Regions from separate parts of the Homo sapiens genome. Here region 2 is linked to region 1. A link is a loop called in an ENCODE intact Hi-C map of the cell type or tissue named here. Cell type or tissue: GM12878. All regions are shown on one strand. Region 1 has its middle 520 kb from the start of MIR1973. Region 2 has its middle 350 kb from the start of MIR1973.

Evidence for each region. A loop is a pair of places that touch in the nucleus more often than their neighbours do. Peaks named below come from ENCODE experiments on the same cell type or tissue, not always from the same donor. Only the 100,000 strongest peaks of a DNase experiment are listed, where the experiment ranks them.
Region 2: a loop joins it to region 1, with 2.7 times the contacts of the local background. A loop is called at or near these places in 1 of 110 quality-filtered maps.

The regions. Positions count from the first base shown.
Region 1 is chr4:115,779,692-115,784,691 of GRCh38, forward strand. No RefSeq gene overlaps it. Among named protein-coding and RNA genes, the nearest start is that of MIR1973, 520 kb to the right of the region's middle. In GM12878, no CTCF peak of the experiment used is centred here; DNase peaks (open chromatin) are centred at 1,370 and 2,230; H3K4me3 peaks cover 556 bases.
Region 2 is chr4:115,948,518-115,953,517 of GRCh38, forward strand. No RefSeq gene overlaps it. Among named protein-coding and RNA genes, the nearest start is that of MIR1973, 350 kb to the right of the region's middle. In GM12878, no CTCF peak of the experiment used is centred here; DNase peaks (open chromatin) are centred at 1,669 and 2,222; H3K27ac peaks cover 1,538 bases.

The DNA.
Region 1 (5,000 bases):
TACTTTTCTTTAACGTAAAGAACTTTCTACTTTAGATATTTGGAGGTAAAATTCACTCTTTTATAATAATTATTCCTCAGAAGTCTTAAAATATTTAAGATATTTTTAAATTATTATTAAATTAGACATATCACCTATATTTTTAAATGAGTTTATGTGTCTTTATGTATGTGTGTGTACATATGTATTTATATGTATGTGTATTATTTATATATTTATAAAATAAAGATACTATTTAAAAATAAAGATATATCTAATTTAATGTTTCCTACTTAATTATAATTATGTATATATACAATTTTTATATATATAATATTTTAGAGATGGGGTCTCACTCTGTCCCAGGCTGGTCTTGAAATATTGGGCTCCAGGGAGCCTACTGCTTCAGCCTTCCCAAGAGCTGGGATTACACTCACGCACCATCATACCCAGTGTACTCTGTTATATTTTAAACATAGTTTTTACACTATATGGTATTCCTAACTGCATGAAATATATATCCTATTATATTTCCCTTTAGGGCATTATGTTAACCAGGATAAATTGATGAGAAGCACAATGGTAAATAAATTAATAATGACACATAAAATTTCTTTGAATTCATTGATGTGAAAAGAGATTCTAAATAATACTCTGGGTATGCTGAGTATTATGCATAAATCATTCTTTTTTGACCCTATTTAACAGAAGTTTTATTAACTGATATAATAATTTTCTTAAATCCATCAACAGGAAATGAATTTCAACGTAATGTAAACACCCACGCTCTTGGCAGAACTACACTGCCATCTATAGTTTTAGTCCCTGGGATGTTAGTGTGTGGATTTTAATCTGTATTTATTCTCTAATTGTTCTTTTGAGAAATAAGCTATTATATTTTATCTCTAGTTTCTTTTGAATGAAATTATCGAGCACATTTTGTGCATGTTTGTCTGGATTTGCATATTATATGTCATATTTTTCATATTATCGCAAGCTAAGCATTCTCAAATTTAAAAATGTCCTGCAGCTCATTAATAAATAGGAAACTGAAATAGTACAAGGAAACTGAAACTTATATTTCAGTTATATTTTGAGATAGTGATAACATTTGGGGTTAAAATACACAATAATTCAGAGATAATGTTTTTACTCATTAGTAAGACTTTTCTATATCAATAATTTAGTGACATGAATTAGCTAAGTAGAATAAATCAGTTGTGACAATATTTATTAAGCTCAAATCTCTTCTGAGTAACTCTAAAATAAGTTCCTACTTCAGATATGGGTTTTGCATAGAAGGACCACTAAGGACTTTCTTTTCTCTGGTGTACATTGTTGTTGAGTAAAAGCACTTACTAAAATTTTAAGCCTTCTGTGAAGCTGTACTAGTTGGTTGCTGTGATTAGCACTTCCTTTCAAGTTGAGTAATGTTATGAGACCAACTCTCTCCCTTAGTATTAAAACAACAACAGGCTTAATAATAAAGCAGTGCAATAAAGTTCAGTCAATAGTTTGCAAACATGTTTTCCCTGAAGAAGAATACCATTTTTTTGTGAGGAAAAAAAAAAAAAAAAAAAAACTTCTCTGGGACCATGGTGGAAAGACAGAGGAGTGGAGTGATCATAACCTATTAATTACTTTTATGAACTTATCTATCTTTTTTCTTGATTTACCTGTTTTCAGAGACTGCATTTGTGTATGCTGTGTATTCTATAAAATGTACAAATCAAAATTTTCACAAACTTGTTCAGAGTTTTTTAAACCTGGACAGATTCAGGTATAAAATTTTGCATATTAACTATTAGAGCATCTAGCTCTACTTGTAAGCCATGTTGATTGAGATAACTGCAGGAGGTAACTCAAGATAGTTTCAACTTTTTGCCAGTGCCCTAGGTTCTTGTAATCTTCCAGGATATAAATAAGAGAGATTGCGAGACGTAGCAACGAGAAGAAAGTTTATTTAACTTGTGCACAAGGGAGCCAGCACAAAAAAAAGGGAACAATTGGGGCTGCTTCCTGAAAGCTGTGCGGGATTCAATTTTACGGGGCTCTCCTATGGGGACGGATGATGTCAGGGCATGTATAGGAAGGCTTTTTCTAGCATTTACGCAGTGGCTCAGTTTGCTTCTACATACATTGCGTGTATCATTAGCGTTTTAAATCTTCATCTTGTGGCATAATTTTTAGCATTAAAATGAGGAAGGCCTAATTATAATTTGAAATATGAATCTAACTGCACATAAAAGGGTCCCTGAGGAAGTCCGCAGCCCCCTGAAAGGAGGAACTTGTGGTTAGTGGCTTCTTGAGTCTTTTGTTGGTGATTGGCTGGAAGTTAGGTCAGCCACAGCTTAAGTAGAGGCTTTTGTTCTTTTTCTCCAAACCACATTAAAAGAGAAAACAAGATAGCCTGCCTATCTCAAATCTATTTTTCTATTTTCATTCAGTTCTGCAATTTTACATATGATCCTTATGCAAATGATTTATAAACTACTGAATTCAAGGCATAACAGATGTTAGTAAGGGAAGGTGTTTAAAACGTGGAACTTGTAACTGAGCTTTACAAGGAGAGTGAGGAGAGGAAGGGATGATTAGAATGCACAAGGTAGATGCCTGAACTGTATTGAGATATTGTTGAAGTCACAACAGTTGTTTTCTATCTGAGTAAGAAACCAAAAAGGATAAAATATTAAGTTTGAGAGTGGGAAACCCTATATCCAAATTCAGGACATGAATAAGTGAGTTTGTAGGGAGTTCTACTTGGGAAGATTTTTGGAGTTCAGAAAGAAAGGAAATGAAGTGGATTTGATACTGTGTAGATTGTCTTTGCTGCTATTTGAGTCATTCTAGATAATAGTAGGTCATGCGATTGAAAAGCAAGATTAGGTCAAATTCCAAACTTTTCACTGAAGTGAGGTTTTAAAGAAATGAATAGATAAGAAGGGTATGGAAATATAGTCATACAACCAGAATTGTATCTGTCTCAAGGGAGTAGTGTTAGTTTTAAGAAGACAGAGCAGGATTGATCTGATATTTTCATTGAGAAGAAAGAAGACACGACCACATGACCCTGATGTATGTGAGATACTGTAAAATAACCATCTTCACCTTAAGAATGCTGTAGGGAAAGAAAATTTCAGGGAAGTGGGCCACAGTTCAGTTAAGGTATGCAATTGGAGAGGACATTGATAGAGGATTGAGTATATAAGAGTTCTGTAATTAGCACAATGTTAAGAGAGATATAAGTCCATGATTTGGGGAGAGAAAGAGAGTATAGAAAAGAAAACAGAAATCACTAAGAACATATAAATAAAAATATTAAAAATTATTTGAAAGAAAAGTAGTCAGTAATATATTACAAAGGAAAGTCAAGCATGGTGGATTTAGAGTGACTTTTCTCAAACTTATGGATATTTATACTTCACAAAATTGAAATAAAGTCTTTAAGGGTGATCTTGTGGGATTCGGTGTTTGTTTAAACTTGGTCTACTGTTTCAGGCAGTGATGATGACAGACAGATGCAAGATTGGCATTAAGAGCTGAAGTTCAAACTCACAATGTTGAGTTGGGAGAACAAGTAAATAGGAGGAGTGGTGTCTGAAATATATGAATGAATGGCAAAGTAGGGGGAATTTTCTTGAGAAGCGTATATAGAGCAAAATACTTTAGCCTGATAATCTAACGTAATAGTAAATTTGGTTTTACAGCAAGACTCAACACAAATATTCTATATCAAAGTACACCAGTTATAATTTGCGTATAAATGAACTTAAAACCTTATTTTAAAGTTTCTAATTCAGTAGATCAGATGTAGTACTTACGATATTGCAATACTTGCAAGTCACTAGGTGATGTCAATGTTTCTGTTCCTTGGGCCACACTTCGATTAACAAGAGCCTGTATGGCTTATGAATCACAGGTGAAATTTCTGACAAATAGCAATCAGAGATATCAAACGATAATACTTTCATTAATGTTGGGAGTTTCATTGTCATATTATTAAGGAGAAAAGTAATGTTATCATGGGAAGTCAGAGGAATTACACAGCAGGACATATCCAGCAACAGATATGGAGGAGTAGGGGAGTATGGGTAGGTGGAAATAAGACTATAGGTTGGCTAGAAGACAGGGGTAGTTTAGGTGGATCCATGAATCCTACAGGACAGGTCAGTTGAGAGCTTTAAAAATCCTATCAACTCTGCTAACATTCTGGCTAAGAGGCAAATAGAAACATGGACAACACCACTAAATATTTTATTTTATGATTGTTATTGACTACATTTGCAACATAATTTATAAATACATTATAGATAGTTTTATTTATTCTTTTTTTCTTCTCTAAAATTACTCTCTTTCACCTCCTCAAGCCATTAATCTTGGCTTGCTCTGGGATTTCAAACACACTTATTTTACCCTCCTTAGATAAAAATTTTCTTCTTGTTAAAATCTATACTTTAATTAAAACATATCTAATTTGATATCTTTCTAGAATATTTTTGTTCTTCCTTAAACTTTATATTAAATTTGGAGTCCCTTGTTTATTTTTCTTAAAATGCTTATGTTTGGTATTTAATACACTTTATATTTCTCTCAAAATAATTTGCAAATTTTTTATATAGAGCAGGACTTCTCAACTCTGACTGAACATTAAAATTACCTGGAGAGATGTAAAAATGTACTTACTAATTAATTAAACTAAATTAAATGAATAATGACTTATGCCCTACCTTTATCCCAGATGGTTAATTTAATTAATAGACTCAGTGCTGGCAGAGGTTAAAATCTGCACTGATGGCTTTAATGGGAACACAGAGATGAGAACCATGCAAATGAAATATTTTCTAAGGCTTAATTCTCTGTCTCCTCTATATATTTTATGTAACCTACAGATTCATCTCTGGGCCTTAATCAGTATCATAGCAATTTTTTCACTAAAGAAATTGCCACTGTTACCGCAGCATTCAGTTTTGGTTTTCATGAATGAAAGGCAAGCTTTTTGTTGTCAATAACTTTGATAAAAA
Region 2 (5,000 bases), 170 kb after region 1:
CTCTGTTGTTAGTTTCTTTTGCCAGACAGAATCTCTTTAGTTTAATTAGGTGCCACTTGTCAATACTTGTTTTTGTTGCAATTGCTTTTGAGGACTTAGCCATAAATTATTTTCCAAGTCTGATGTCCAGAATAGTATTTTCTATGTTTTCTTCTAGGTTTCTTATACTTTGAGTTGGTACATTTAACTCTCTAATCCATCTTGAGTTAATTTTTGCATATGGTGAGAAACACAGGTCCATTTTCATTCTGCATATGGCTAGCCAATTAGCCTAGCACCATTTATTGAATCATGACTCCCTTGCCCTATCGCTTATTTTTGTCGACTTTGTCAAAGACCAAATGGCTGTAGGTGTGTTGCTTTATTTCTGGGTTGTTTATTTTTTTTCCTTGGTCTAATATGTCTGTGTTTGTAGCAGTACCATGCTGATTTGGTTATGTACCCTTATAATAGAGTTTGAAGTCAGGAAATATGATACCTCTGGCTTTGTTCTTTTTGCTTAGAATTGCTTGGCTATTCAGAATCTTTTTTGGTTCCATAGGAATTTTAAAATACTTTTTCTAGTTCTGTGGAAAAATGTCATTTTGATAGGAATAGTGTTGTATCTGTAGATTCCTTTGGGCAGTATGGCCATTTTAACAATACTGATTCTTCCAATTCATTAGCATGGAATGCTTTTCCATAGGTTTGTATTGTTTATGATTTCTTTTGGCAGTGCTTTGTAGTTCTCCTTGTAGAGATCTTTTGTTCCTTAGTTAGATGTATTCCAAGATTTTTTTATATGTGGTTATTGTAAATGGCATTGTAGTCTTGATTTGGCTCTCAGCCTAAACATTATTTTTGTATAGAAATGCTACTGATTTTTATACATTGGTTTCATATCCTGAAGCTTTACTGAAGTCATTTATCCATTCCAGGAGCCTTTTGGCAGATTCTTTAGGTTTCTCTAAGTATAGGATCTTAACATCCATGAAGAGAGATAGTTTGACTTATTCTTTCCCTATTGGGATGCCATGTATTTATTTCCCTTGCCTGATTGCTCTGTCTAGGCCTTCCAGTACTATGTTGAATAGGAGTGGTGAGAGTAGGCATCCTTGTCTTGTTCAAGTTCTTCAGGGGTATGCTTCTAGTTTTTGCCCTTTTAGTATGATGTTTGTTATGGGTTTGTCATAGACAGGTCTTTTTGTTTTGAGTTATGTTCCTTTGAAGCCTAGTTTGTTGATGATTTTCATTAAGGAATGTTGGATTTTGTCTAACGCTTTTTCCACATCTATTGAGATAATCATATGATTTCTGTTTTTAATTGTTTATGTGGTGAATTACATTTATTGTTTTGTATATGTTGAATCACTCTTGCATCCCAGGAATGAAGTCTATTTGATCATGGTGAATTAACTTTTTAATATGCTATTTAATTCAGTTTGTTGATATTTTGAGGATTTTTGCATCTACGTTAATCAGGGACACTGGCCTGTAGTTTTCTTTTTTTGTGGTTGCTTTGCCAGGTTTGTGTATCAGGGTGATCGTGGCTTCATAAAATGAGTTGAAGAGTCCCTCATCAATTTTTTGGAATAGTTTTAGTAGTAGTGGTAACAGCTCTTCTTGTATATGTGGTAGAATTTGTTTATGAACTCATCTGGTCTGAGGCTTTTTTTTTTTTTTTTGGTTGCTAGTTTTGTTATTACTAATTCAATTTCAGACTTGATATTGATCTGTTCAGTGTTTCAATTTCTTCCTGATTCAGTCTTGAGATATTACATTTCCAGTAATTTACACATTTTCTTTAGATCTTCTGGTTTACCTCTAGAGATGTTCATAATCTCTAAGGTCATTTTGGATTTCTGTGGGATTGGTTGTAATGTTGAGGGAAGAGAGAGACCCTCTCATATTGTTTTATATTGTTTTATACTCAGTACCTGTTTTAAGAAAAAAACAAGGAAGTGAAATCAAAGACAAGCAGTCCAGCGCCAGGCCCAAAACCAGGCCTGGGCCTGCCTGGCCTAAACCTAGTAGTTAAAAACCAACTCATGACTTAGAACCCCATGTTACCCATAGATTTCAGGCATTGTATGGAAGAACATTGGGAAACTCCCTGCTCTGTTCTGTTTCACTCTGACTACCAGTGCATGAAACCCCTGTCACGTATCCCCTAGATTGCTCAATCAGTCACAACCCTTTCATGTAAAATCTTTAGTGTTGTGAGCCCTTAAAAGGGACAGAAATTGTGCACTCGGGGAGCTCGGATTTTAAGGCAGTAGCTTGCTGATTCTCCCAGCTGAATAAAGCCCTTCCTTCTACAACTCGGTGTCTGAGAGGTTTTGTCTGCGGCTAGTCCTGCTACATTTCTTGGTTCCCTGACTGGGAAACGAGGTAACTGACATATGGCCGAGGCAGCCCCTTAGGCAGCTTAGGCCTGCCCTGTGGAACATCCCTGCAGGGAACTCTGGCCAGCCTGAGTGACGTGATCCAAGGAGCGCTCCCAGGTAGAAAATTGCCCTGGTGGAACGCCTCACCAGAGCAGCGCATAGCAGGCCCCCCATGGAGGATTAACACAGTTGCTGAACACCAGGAAGGAAATGGCACTTAGAGTCCAGACATCTGAAACTTGATAAGACTAGTCTTTGGAACTTGCCCCACTCCATCTGAGTGGAAGCGTGGCCTGATCACCCACGGTGTGCCTGTATTGGCACTTTTGTTCTGGTTTTGACTTGGCCTGACTTGGTAAGTCTAGTCTTTGGAACTTGCCCCACTCCATCTGAGTGGAAGCGTGGCCTGATCACCCACCGTGTGCCTGCATTGGCACTTTTGTTCTGGTTTTGACTTGACTTGAATTGCTGGATACTTTGGTTTTGGTTTTGACTTGGCTTGAATTTTTTGGTTCTAGGATTTTGAATTTCATGATTTTGGTTTGGTATAAATGGTAAAAGTGTGTGTGTGCCCTCTTTACCCGTTCTTTGTCTTGTGGTGAGTGTGTGTAGTGTGAGTGTGGTATTTTGTCTTGAAAAAAAAAATGGGTCAGGTGCAAAGTAAGCCCACCCCACTGGGAACTATGTTAAAGAATTTCAAGAAAAGATTTAATAGAGACTATGGAGTTACTATGACACCAGGAAAACTTAGAACTTTGTGTGAAATAGACTGGGTAGCATTAGAGGTGGGTTGACCATCAGAAAGAAGCCTGGACAGGTCCCTTGTTTCAAAGGTATGGCACAAGGTAACCTGCAAGCCAAGGCACCCAGACCAGGTTCCATACATAGACAGTTACAGCTGGTTTTAGACCCCCTTCCGCACCACAGTAGTTAAGAGAACAGCAGCATAAGCGGCTGGCAGAGGCAAGGAAAGACCAGCAGAGAGAAAAAGAGGCCATCTGTACCAATTCTAAGTTAATTTAGACTAAACAAGGCCTTATTAATAGCAAAGGATAATTGAAATCCCAAACTTATAAGGTTTTCAACAAAAGTGAAGTTTGCTAAAAGTTAACAGTGTAACATGTATTATGGTAACTTCTAATCTTGTGGCCTTAGACAGTCTAGTCCAAAGACATAAAAAAAGTTCACTTTAAAAAAGGAGAAAAAGGGGGGAGGCAGAATTTATATAAAAAGAATCTTATATGGTAAATTCTTGTCCTGAAATAAATTAACTGGTTGTTTTAAGAAAAAATGTAGTAAGTCAAAAAGTTGAGACATGTTGAAAAATTGTTTGCAAAAGTCGTGAAAGAAAAAAATATTATAAAAAATTTTATGCAAAAAATGTTGTATAATTTAAAAATAATAAGGCCTCCTGAGTACTATTGAAGAAACAGTTTATGTGCAAGGTGTATAAAAAAAGTAAAATATACCTTTGGTAAAAAGATTATAAGGAAACATAAGAATGTGGATTTTTACTTACATTAAAAGGTTAAAAGAATTATTGTTTTAAAAGTTTAAGCAAGTTTTAAAACATTAATTGTAAAGAAAATTCCATGTGTAAACATATTAGCTAAAGTTAAAAAGGTATCATCCAGTTTTTCTGTGAACTGGACATTAAAGTAAAAATGCAACAGATTTTTCTTAAAGCATCAACCTGCTCTTTAACAAAAAGTATAAAAGGTTAAAAAGAGTCTATAAAATCTTAACTTATAGTCAAACATGAAAAATTCAATAAATATGTCTACAAGGTTTTATTAAAATTAAGTTTAACATTAATAACACACTAATATAAAGGTAAAATTTAGTTTATCTGGTATAAAAATCATACAAGCAATATTATTAAATATAAAATGGTGTTTAGCTTTCTTTGATCTAAAAACTAATAAAAATAGGTGCTAAAGGAAACATTCATTTTACTGAGGATCATAAAGGTTAAAGACTTAAAACAAACTTTGGCAATTAAGACAGCATACCAAGATGCAAATGCCTGGTTGAAATGGATTAAATATTCCATCTGCACGTTAAACAAAAGCAATTGTTATGCTTGTGCACATGGCAGGCCAGGGGCCCTGATTGTCTCCCTTCTACTAAGGTGGTCCTCCAGTCGACCAGGCATGGGCTGCATGGTAGCTCTTTTCCAGGATTCTACAGCCTGGAGTAGTAAGTCATGCCAAGCTCTCTCTGCTATATCCTGAAGTCCCTGCAGGTCAGTCCCCGAGGGCTATCCAGCTTCTGTCTCTCAACACTAAGTTCACTTTGTGTCTCTCACGTCAGGGAGGAGACTTAGCACTCCTTGGAGACCTGAAAGTATGCAGTAAGCTTAAGAATTTTCAAGAGCTTATCAATCAGTCAGCCCTTGCTCATCCCCGAGCAGATGTGTGGTGGTATTGTGGTGGACCTTTACTGGGCACTCTGCTGAATAACTGGAGTGGCACTTGTGCTGTAGTCCATTTGGCTATCCCTTTCACCCTGGCATTTCATCAACCAGGAAAAAAAAAATGGCAGTTGGAGTTTTAACCCAGACTGTAGGGCCCTGGCCAAGGCCAGTGGCCTATCTCTCAAAACAACTAGACAGGGTTTCCAAAGGCTGGCCCC